4 separate regions of the Mus musculus genome follow, and all the other regions are linked to region 1. Evidence: chromatin loops called from intact Hi-C (ENCODE). Cell type or tissue: left cerebral cortex. All regions are shown on one strand.

What was found. A loop is a pair of places that touch in the nucleus more often than their neighbours do. Peaks named below come from ENCODE experiments on the same cell type or tissue, not always from the same donor. Only the 100,000 strongest peaks of a DNase experiment are listed, where the experiment ranks them.
Region 2: it touches region 1 in a loop (5-fold over the local background); 2 of 42 quality-filtered maps call a loop at or near these places.
Region 3: a loop joins it to region 1, with 5 times the contacts of the local background. A loop is called at or near these places in 6 of 42 quality-filtered maps.
Region 4: it touches region 1 in a loop (9-fold over the local background); 2 of 42 quality-filtered maps call a loop at or near these places.

Annotation. Positions count from the first base shown.
Region 1 is chr4:15,881,217-15,883,716 of GRCm38, reverse strand. Calb1 (calbindin 1) reads right to left here and starts at 2,453. Exons shown (of 11, transcript NM_009788.4): 1 at 2,240-2,453; 2 at 1,683-1,759. The coding sequence starts at 2,318. In left cerebral cortex, CTCF peaks have their summits at 1,254 and 2,432; DNase peaks (open chromatin) are centred at 1,281, 1,839 and 2,480; H3K4me3 peaks cover 2,170 bases; H3K27ac peaks cover 765 bases.
Region 2 is chr4:15,775,234-15,777,733 of GRCm38, reverse strand. No RefSeq gene overlaps it. Among named protein-coding and RNA genes, the nearest start is that of Calb1, 100 kb to the left of the region's middle. In left cerebral cortex, no CTCF peak of the experiment used is centred here; a DNase peak (open chromatin) is centred at 1,507; H3K27ac peaks cover 421 bases.
Region 3 is chr4:15,327,195-15,329,694 of GRCm38, reverse strand. It overlaps Gm29883 (a long non-coding RNA gene), which reads right to left. Exons shown (of 4, transcript XR_390426.2): 4 at 1,927-1,989. Among named protein-coding and RNA genes, the nearest start is that of Gm29829, 11 kb to the right of the region's middle. In left cerebral cortex, a CTCF peak has its summit at 994 (motif pointing left); a DNase peak (open chromatin) is centred at 996.
Region 4 is chr4:15,767,818-15,770,317 of GRCm38, reverse strand. No RefSeq gene overlaps it. Among named protein-coding and RNA genes, the nearest start is that of Calb1, 110 kb to the left of the region's middle. In left cerebral cortex, no CTCF peak of the experiment used is centred here; DNase peaks (open chromatin) are centred at 235, 1,004, 1,265 and 1,539; H3K27ac peaks cover 1,129 bases.

The sequences.
Region 1 (2,500 bases):
GTAGCTTTTAGAAGCACCATCCAAGACTGTAATTATAACTTATATGGAAAATAAGACTTTCCATATACATTTAATGTATTTTAAGTGAGGAAGAAAATGGCTTCTGTCTTATCAGCTAAAGATCCATAGAACCAAAGTGATGTTATTACAGAAATGTATTTGCATGCTAATGCACAAGGGGAAAAGAGGGCAAAGTGCATAGAAGATATTTTTATTTGATCTTATTCTATTACACTTTAGATTACATGATATGAAATCTGAGTAAAACAATCCCCAGAGCATGATCTGGTTTAAAGTCGGTTTGGCATGATTTTAGCAATTTGATAGTCTGCATGTAATACATCAGAGTGCATTTCCATCAGTATGGAGATTCTTTTTGCTGTTGTATAGGGATTCCTACTATATAAATCTCACCATGTACAGAACAACAGCAAAAGTCCCCCAAAGAAACAAACAAAAATCAACCCCCCAAAACCCCAAAAAACAAAACAGTCGCATTAATACTGTTTCTCTCTCTCTCTCTCTCTCTCTCTCTCTCTCTCTCTCTCTCTCCCCCCTCTCTCTCTCTTTCTCACACACACACACACACACACACACACACACACACACACACACACACGAGCACTAGAAATGGTGGCATGCTGTATAATATCTAGGGATGATATGTATATTATCTTTATGTAAAAATTTCTTTGTAATTATAATCCAAAAGACCAAAGGCTATTAACATTTAACTACTGCGTATCCAACCTTGCTTTCTTTTGAAAAGCAGTCTTACATAAATGCTATCAGACCTGTAAAATTCTCAATTTACTCTTTATATAAACATCTCATATGTTTAAAAGTTAGTTGGGTATCTTTTATTTTTCCATTGACATCATCCTTTCCCAACAAATAGATTTGGCCCAAAGGAATTAATTCTTAAACAATAATTATAATTTATTTAACCAATGCTTATGTCAAAACCATAGCTTATTTAAAAACCACCACTCGTACTTTCTCTTCAGAATCTTCTCCTTTCCACAATACATGAAATTCTTACAGTGCTTTGTTTTATTGCTTTATTAATTTGGGGATTCTCTCCAACAAAAATGAAAAAAAAACCATTTCTTGCTAAATTCTCACACTTATTATGAATTGGTTATCTTTGCTCAAGATTAAGGGTCAAGGCAAGCTGTAGTTTCACCCCTCCCCCACCCCGTTCCCAGCTACTCTGACTTCGCAGCAGAAATTGGCACTAGAATCTGCAGATCTGTTCCTGACCACCAAGGGGCAGGAATGTATTTCTACCCCTTCCTTATCGTCTAGAAAAGAGAAGTTAGAAATCACACAACCAACTCAGTGGTGGAGGTGGGGAATCTGACGAAGGGTCTTGCACATCGACATTTCCTTTTAAGACCTATTAAGGAAAGGAGGATTATAGAAATATATGACTGATTTAAGATGATAGGGATTTTCTCTTTAGACACCCTACCACCACCACCAAACACACACACACACACACACACACACACACACACACACACACACACACACTTTTTCTCTTGACGCAATTTGGAAATATGTTCTCTCTCGCCTTTCTTAGTAGGTAAGCCTTTACTTTCTCCCACAAAACCTCTTTTATGAAACACAAGAATAGGTATGTCTTAGGCTTGAAGGGTCCTGCTCAAACTCAAGCCTACCAATCCAGCCTTCTTTCGCGCCTGCAGAAGCTCCTGGATCAAGTTCTGCAGCTCCTTTCCTTCCAGGTAACCACTTCCTGAAAAGACAAAGAGACACCCAGGTGTCAGATGTCTCTTTCTAAGTTTCTTCTCGGTTCTTTCCAGGACAACCGTCCTGGGAGGCTATGTACAGCCTGAGCACCGATTAATCAGCAATGAGCCGCCGCAGCGCTTAGCTTCCTAGGTGTAAAACTTCAACCGCATAAAGGGCATAGGAGGGTAGCAGGGGTGCTGGGGATGGTGTTTGAAACTTTTGGGGACAGGGTTTCCCAATCTTTGCTTCTGTCCTACCGTTACCGTTCCTAGAAAGGTGAACGCTTACAGCACGGGGATGGCGTACACTCAGTGTAAACTTCCAGGATGATGGGTAGGCAGTCAGGGGGAGACGAGATTAGACAGGGTGAAGGAAGACGGAAAAGAACAGAAAAGGATGGTTGGGATGAACAAGCACAGTCGAAGGGAAGAGCAGGGAAGGAATGGGGACGGGTCTTGCAAGGGTTAAAAAAGAAAATAATCACCGTCAGCGTCGAAATGAAGCCAGATCTCAAAAAACTGTGAGGCTGTGATCAGAGATGACTGCAGGTGGGATTCTGCCATCGTGGTGCAGCGGCTAGTTTGAGAGTGCGCGGAGCGCGAACCTCGGGCGAGAGGGCTGCGCAGGCTGAGCTGGGCGCGGCGCGGCGGGGCGCTGTCCGCGGTGCTGCTCCGTTCGGGCGTCCTCCGGAGTTCTCCGCACCCCGCACCCAGTTCTCTGTATTTATCCCGCCGGCCCCAGGCCG
Region 2 (2,500 bases), 110 kb after region 1:
ATCATAAAAAATGGACGATTCTCCTTTTCACAGCAATTATTAACTGCCAATAGCTTCTTAGTAAGGGGTGGGGTTTGGTGATCAGTTACCCTATTTATGCTGGGATTTTGGCTAGCTTGTTCTTGTGCAGGTAAAGACAGATGTGAGTTCATCAGTGTGACAAGTATGCCATGTTTCAGAGTCAGTGTTGTACAACACCCTATCGATCTCGCTCTCGCTCTCGCTCTTTCTGCTTCCTCTTTAGTGTTGCCCAAGCCTTGGTCTCCTCACTTTTTTGAGACAGTGTCTTTCACTATGGAAATCACATAGTAAGCTAGTCTGGCCAGGCAGTGAGCCTCAAGAATCTGCCTCACTCCCATCTGTTGGGATGACAAGTGCAGGACAGGCCACTGTACTTAATTTTTTGGGTTTTGTTTTTTGTTTATTTTAATATGGGTTTTGGGTACTGAACTTAGGTCGTTATGCTTTCAAGGCTAGGACTTTACGCACTGAGCTGCCTCCCCAGTCCTCATGTGATGCTTTTAACCAACTTTTTTTTTTTTTTTATTTATTTCATGGCTACTGGATCTATTAATAGTTCTTCAAGAGCTCGTGTCTAATTGCAACCCAAGGAGATGTCTACCATGTTATTATACAGTTAAAAAATGAAAGTATCCCAGAAGAAAAATGAACAAAAAGCAAGAAGCAGATGAGACACCATACTCAGTTGGGCCCATGATTTCACATTCCACTTTACTGCCAGGCCTTTGGCACTTGGGTGTTCTAGAAAGAATTGTTGCCCAGTCAAGCCACATAGGTTTTCAGCAACTACAGTGTTCTTTTATCCTTGATGGCCACATGTTTTGCTTCTCATTTCTGAGAGAAGCACCTTAAAGGGAAGCTTTCCTGAATCATCATTGGGATTAGACACCTTCAGGGGTTTTCTTGGAAATAGCATCCAAATTATTAGAGGCACAATTTGTATCATTGTCTTTGCGGTCCTGTCATCTATGCTATCCTTTTGCACTTTAGATAGATTATAAAATTCTTTCCACTTACATAATTCTTTGCCTTTCAAAGATATCCTGGCCACAAGGTTACGAGAGTATCTATTTTGTCAGTGCATTTGAAGATAGAGCTAGAAATAAAGATAATTTTAAAATTAATTATAAGGGCATCTCATTAAATCCTTTTAAAGAACTAAGGGAAAAAGAATTTCCTTTTCCAAAAGTGAAACATAAGCACACTTTGATTACAATTATGCTGTGACTGGTGGTTAAAAGGAGATCTTACTAGAACCAAAATTAAAGCTTTCTGAAAAATATCGCTTCCTATTTCAAATAAAAGGAAGTTTGAACACACTGTCTTTGTTCTTTTCTGTAAGAGTTTCATCCTGAATTTTTTAAGGCACAGAATGTGTTTTCTGTTTTGAAGAAGTGGGGGACGACTCTCTAGACTTCATCTGCAACAGCTGCTCTTTGCAAGTTTCCTCTGATGTTTCACAGCTCTGCCCAATTTCCTATCACAGCTCATTTCCATCCTCTTCATCCCAGGCACTTATGCAACGTGCACCGTTAGATGGTTAGCCTTTTTTCCCTTTGAAATGGTTCCTTCCAATTTTTTCATGACAAAAAGATGCTTTCAAGCTAGTATCCAGATTACAGGACACAGTCAAAATAGAATCAAAATAGTCTGTGCTCCCAGACTGCTTCATGATGGCACGTAGTCTCCACTCTCGAGCATATATAGCTAGGTCTACATTATTTGTTCATGAAAACATGGATGTCTTCATATATACATAGTCTTTGCTGGTTCCTTCCTCAGGCAAGCCACTTCCTGTCTCTAAAGTTTTATTTCCTAATGTCATAGATCAAGATTGTCTCAAGTCTAATCAGAATTTCCTTCACTTATTTCATTCTAGGTTAACATCAGTCCCACTTTCATAGTCTGTTTCTCATGATTGAGGTCTGTTAGCTGCATGAAACAGAAGTCAATGCTCACATTTCCATCCTCCCTTGCTTTGGTATTTCAGATACATTTGGCACATGTTTTGATATGATTTCTTTTGTAGGATTCTTGGATATTCATCTCAACTTTCTCTGTCTTACCTGATTAATTTCCCTCTGTGATCCTGCCATTAAAATGAGATTCTTAGCTTATACTTGACTTTGTTCTCTTCTAATAACATTCTGCTGTTTCTTGTTTCCATTTAGTACTATAGCTTACCAGCCCTATAGGTAAGACCTTTCTCTTCCAGGTTTAGGCATGCATGTTTATATATCATTTGAATATTTAGCAAGATACCACCAGTAAGCAAAATAATGTTATCCTGGTCCTTGTATATAGCAAAGATTCAGAAGACACCGTCCACACTGTTCTGGGGAAAAACAATCATAATATGAGAGTCAAAACTGACCCTGTCAAAACACCACCCTATCTCTGTGTGAGTAAGTCCTGTTGTCTAAGCATACTGAATAGATTCTGATTCCAATCACTATTTTTACTACTTTGACTCTAGATT
Region 3 (2,500 bases), 550 kb after region 1:
CCTGATGTGGTGGCACACACCTTTAATCCCAGCACTTGGGAGGCAGAGACAGGCGGATTTCTGAGTTCGAGGCCAGCCTGGTCTACAGAGTGAGTTCCAGGACAGCCAGGGCTACACAGAGAAACCCTGTCTCAAAAAACAAAAAAACAAAAAAAAATCGTTTTAGGAAAAGAGATTATGTATAAGTCTTAGACTCTTACTCATTTCCAGATAATTTTGAATTACAAACTCTTTTTCTAAACAGTATTTTTCTAAATTTTTTCAATTCAGGTAGATATTCCCTTAAATATTAGCACTAAGTACACAATTAAAAAATATTCCTACTCTAACCAGATGCACGCTAGTCGTAGAGATCTACAGAAAGATGACCCTAGTTTCCGACAGGATTTCCTCAAATCCTATTTAAAGTGGTGCTCATCAGAGCTTTTTAATCCTGAGCTTTGGAAAGGTGAGCTGAGACGATTACTTCTGAAATCCAAGTTTCTTATTTTCCAGAATCCATTCAGCTTCGTGGCAAGAATTCTGTTGTGCTTTTTCAAAAACCTCTTGGAAATGAAAACTGAATAATCTTCATTTTCTTTCCCCAGGAAGCTCTAAGGTTCAGGGTTAATGAGCTGACCTCTCTGTCTACATTCATAGGTGGATGTAGTAATATTCACCCACAATTAACTAACATACAGATAATTCACATTAGTCTAATACTTTAGAATTTAGAATAAAGATCTTTCTGGTCTAGACTTGCACACAGAAAACTATTACTCAGAAAGGTTATTATTGAGTCAAGTTTCATAAAAATGTATCTCTACAACTGAAATATTTGACTGACCTCATACATATTCACTTACTACCCATAAAAATACATGCAAATATTTTTTGAAAACAAAACAAAAAGTCTTCACAGAAAATGAAAGGATTGTGAAAGCCGTTTCCAGAGTGGATACAGAAGTTAGAAAAACAGCAAATCAAAGGTGTTAGCATCCTGCCATCCAGTGGTCATTATTGGTACTACAGTACCTTCCCATTTATAATTTCCACTCAAGTCTTCCAAAGTGTGAGGACCCCCAAAAGACAACATTGGTGATTGTGGCTGTATATGTATGTGTAAATTCTATAATTCTTCAAGTGATTCGTAGACACTTTCACGGTCATTAAATTTCAGAAGTGACAAGCTAAATATTTAGATATTTGTAATATTTTCTAATTGAATGAACATAAACATCAGGAAGAGACTGTAGTTTCATATTATAAGCACAGTACTGAGTTCTACGTGACTTTGATATTTTAAAGGAAGATATTGGAAAGAAGAGGCTAGGTAGCTTCTAAAGAGAGTCTCTTCACTCTCCACCTCGCCTGCACTGGTCTACAGACAGATGCTTTCCATCTTTGTAATATAGGAGCCTACTAGCCTCACATCCTGACCATCACAGGGAATATTCACATTTATTGAATCCCTTTTCTCTCCCTGTACCTTCCTCAAGACTAGTAGAAAGCTGCCCTTGGCGGCAGGCAGATAAAGGAGCCCATGCTGTCACCACCTTGGATAATGGCACCATTGCTGGACCACACACTAATCTTGGTTCAGTCACCTTCATACATGCAAAAAGAAAACGCAGTTTGCATCCTAGAATTCTGTTTCTGCAACCATCAAACATCAGATGCTTGGAACTATCCCAAGAGCTGGTTAGTTTGCTCTCACAAAGCTTTTAAGCCAACCACCACACATTAAATGCACACTTTTACATCTTACTCATGAGCGTAATTGGCAAATAATAGACAATTTAAGCTTTTAAGCTCAGAGTTATTTACTTCAACACTGAGCCAAGACTGTGTTGTCATCTCATCGTGTACGCACAGACTGAATGAGTTTTGCTCACTTCCAACCACTCTGTCTTCTTTCCTCTCATTTTAATCTCTTGGTGAAGCTCTTCTTCCCACTTACTCCTCTGGGCATCTCGACTTTATTTTCATCAAAAATCCATCTTGGGGTTTCTGTAACAGAGTGAAGAGAAGTAAACGGCCCAGTGTGAGGCAAAGCAAAGCCTCCCACAGGTAGGCAAGGGGCACCAACGACCTTCAGTCTGTTTTTCATCCTGTTTACTTTATGAGAAACACAGCAGTGGTATCGGCTACCCTTAAGCCTAAATTGTCAAAACTGGTTTGCCAAGACAAAGGTCACAGGAAGACTCATGCTCAGTAATCAAAAGGGAGAATGGTAAAGCTACGTTGTTAAAGTGTTACTGTCGGAAAGGCTTAAAACGTTCATTTAGGGGATAGGCAGGGATGTTCCCCTGAGCCAAAAAAAAAAAAAAATGGAGAGGGGAGAGAGGCAGGTATTTAGGTAAAATGGAAACAGAGCCTTTTTGCCTTTCCCTTAGTGTTCAATCGTCTCAAAATTACCAGCACCAAGACTGTTTTTCATAGAGGAATGATTTTTTTCTTTAACCTCATCATTAAGTTTGCATTCTAGTTTTAATGTGTCTTCTTTACCGTGATCTTATGA
Region 4 (2,500 bases), 110 kb after region 1:
TACAGTGGTGAGTGTTGTTAGCATGTTTTCAAAAGTAGGGTGTTGCTTAACTGTGGTAGGAAAGTCACATTAACAAAGAAAAAATACCTCCCTGAAATACGGTTCGTGAGAACCGCATCAAATCCTTCTTGGCCCTATTGGTCAATTTTATATAACCTTGATTCTGGGCAGTGAAGGGGTGGAATGAAATTACTGTACTGGTCTTTTTAGACACCCCCTCCTTCTTCCAATGATAGAGCAGTGGAGTGACAGTTCTGGATTTGGCAGCATGGTCAATGGGAACAAGGAGGAGGAGGGAAACCAAGATAGAATCTGCACCTACTCCTAGCTACTGGTTCTACTGTTACAGCTTGAGGTGGTGGATGGCCACATGCAGAATACAGTACAGCAGCCAGCACCCTGCTCTCATTTGTACTGAGACCTCCCATGCACTGTCTCACATTTGCAGAGACTTTCCCCATGTCAAGGCTCTGGTCCAGCCCTAAGGTGGAGTGTTTTATCAGTTACATGCCTTTCTTTGTGGTTTATTGTTGGGTAGAATGGTTAGACTAGACACCATCTGATAACTACTTCAGCTCTAATTCAGGGAAGGAGGCTATTACTTGTTTCGTGTGTAAGTAGCAGAGGTATGCAGGTGTTGGCTGCTGTTAGCTTGTAGCTTTGCATTTAAGTAGTATCTTGTTTAAAAGGCAGTAGGAAAATTATATAAATCAGATTTTTTTCTTCTTTCCAGCGACTAGACTTAGTCACACACACCTGGATCATCTTGGATGTCTTATAATTAGTACAGTGTGAACTGCCTTTCATCTCATTTTGCTCATATGAAAAATCTTGCTAAATGGATAAAGTGACATTTGTTTACGTACTCCCAGTGTTTTGTCCCCGAGAAGATCAGCAAATGCAATATTTACTCTGAATGACATGCTCCTGTCACTATAAACCTCCTAAGAATGTTTGACGAAGTTCTGGCTTCATGCATGTAGCTCGGGTAGGAAGATGGCTGGGGGCAGTTAGCTTTCTATTTCCTGACGAATCTGGCCCTCCTTCCATTTGTTCGTTTGCATGCTTAGTGGAACTTTTAAAGGCATCTACGTCTTCCTTTATTTTGAACAGCTTGCATTAAGTGTCACAGTTCTTTTCTCTAAAGTTCTTGTTCTTATTAATGTGGCCATTATGCTCATTGATTTCTTCAGCCTCTTTGTTCCAAGGTACTGCTTCAAATTTGGAGTCAAATGAGCATTCCTTGGAACATGTACTTGTACCAAACAGCCTTAGCCAGAAGAAGGTGGGAGTGGGTGTATTTTACTGAAATTAGAGTATTCTTCATAAACGAGAGAATATAGTGGAGAGAAAATAAGTGCAGAGTTACAGAAATGTTTCTTATTCTGCCAAATTCATTTATCCTCAAGCATCCTCTAGATGGTATTTTGATGTGTTATTGGTAAATCATTCTAATGTCTTGTCTTCATTCTAGGTGGATATTTATTTTGATTCAACCTGACAGCTAGCAAACATTCTGTTATAAAAAGCCAGGTTTTGAAAAGCAGGGATGTTACCAAGGGGATGAGAAGAGAAGCTCTCAGATCATGCCAACTCAAACTGTGAAGTAGGAAAAAAATGATATATTTTGTCTCTGTCTCTCTGTCCCTCTGCCTCTGTCTCTGTTTGTCTCTGTCTTTGCATCTGTCTCTCTCTGTGTGTCTCTGTCTCTCTCTGTGTGTCTCTGTCTGTCTCTGTATCTATCTCTGGTGTGACTTTTAAAACAGATTGTCCCCTGAAATACCTAGTGTCTTCATTAGTTCTCTTGAGTATCATTCTTTCATACATATCATTCTACCTGGCCCTGTATAACACAAAGAAACATATGTTCTGTATATATTGCATGCCAAGAAATCTCCTAGCACATGAGCTTCAACACTGAATAACTTTATGATTGAAAAGAATCTTTATAATTTAGTGAGATACTCCTTTTCCATTCCAAAAGGTTTCAGAATGGGTGCATAGCATACTGTTGATCTAGTCAAGTTCTACATGGGGGAATTAAAGTTATATTTATGGGTTTATAGAAAGAAAGAATAGGGAATTCTACATAGAATTAATGTTGACCATTCATGGACTACACGTTGTTCTAAAGACTATGGATGTGGAAAACTGATTTCATCCTTCCAGCAGACTATTTAGGAATAGAAATATTATTATTTTACTCATATATTAGGGGACAAAGTGAGGGTAAGTTATCAAATATAACTAGTAAGTAACAAAGACAGTTTTGAATTGGGTAAAGTCACTACTCTTCGATCTAGAACATAAATGAAACGAACTATAAAGCATGTATATATATATTTTTAAATTTTTTCATTGGGTATTATGGTATAGTGTTATATAAGAACATTTTCATATAAGCATATATTCTGTGTTCATCCTACTCTTCCTACCTATTGCTCTGACTTTCCCTTTTATCACTTGCTTCTACACACACACACACACACACACACACACA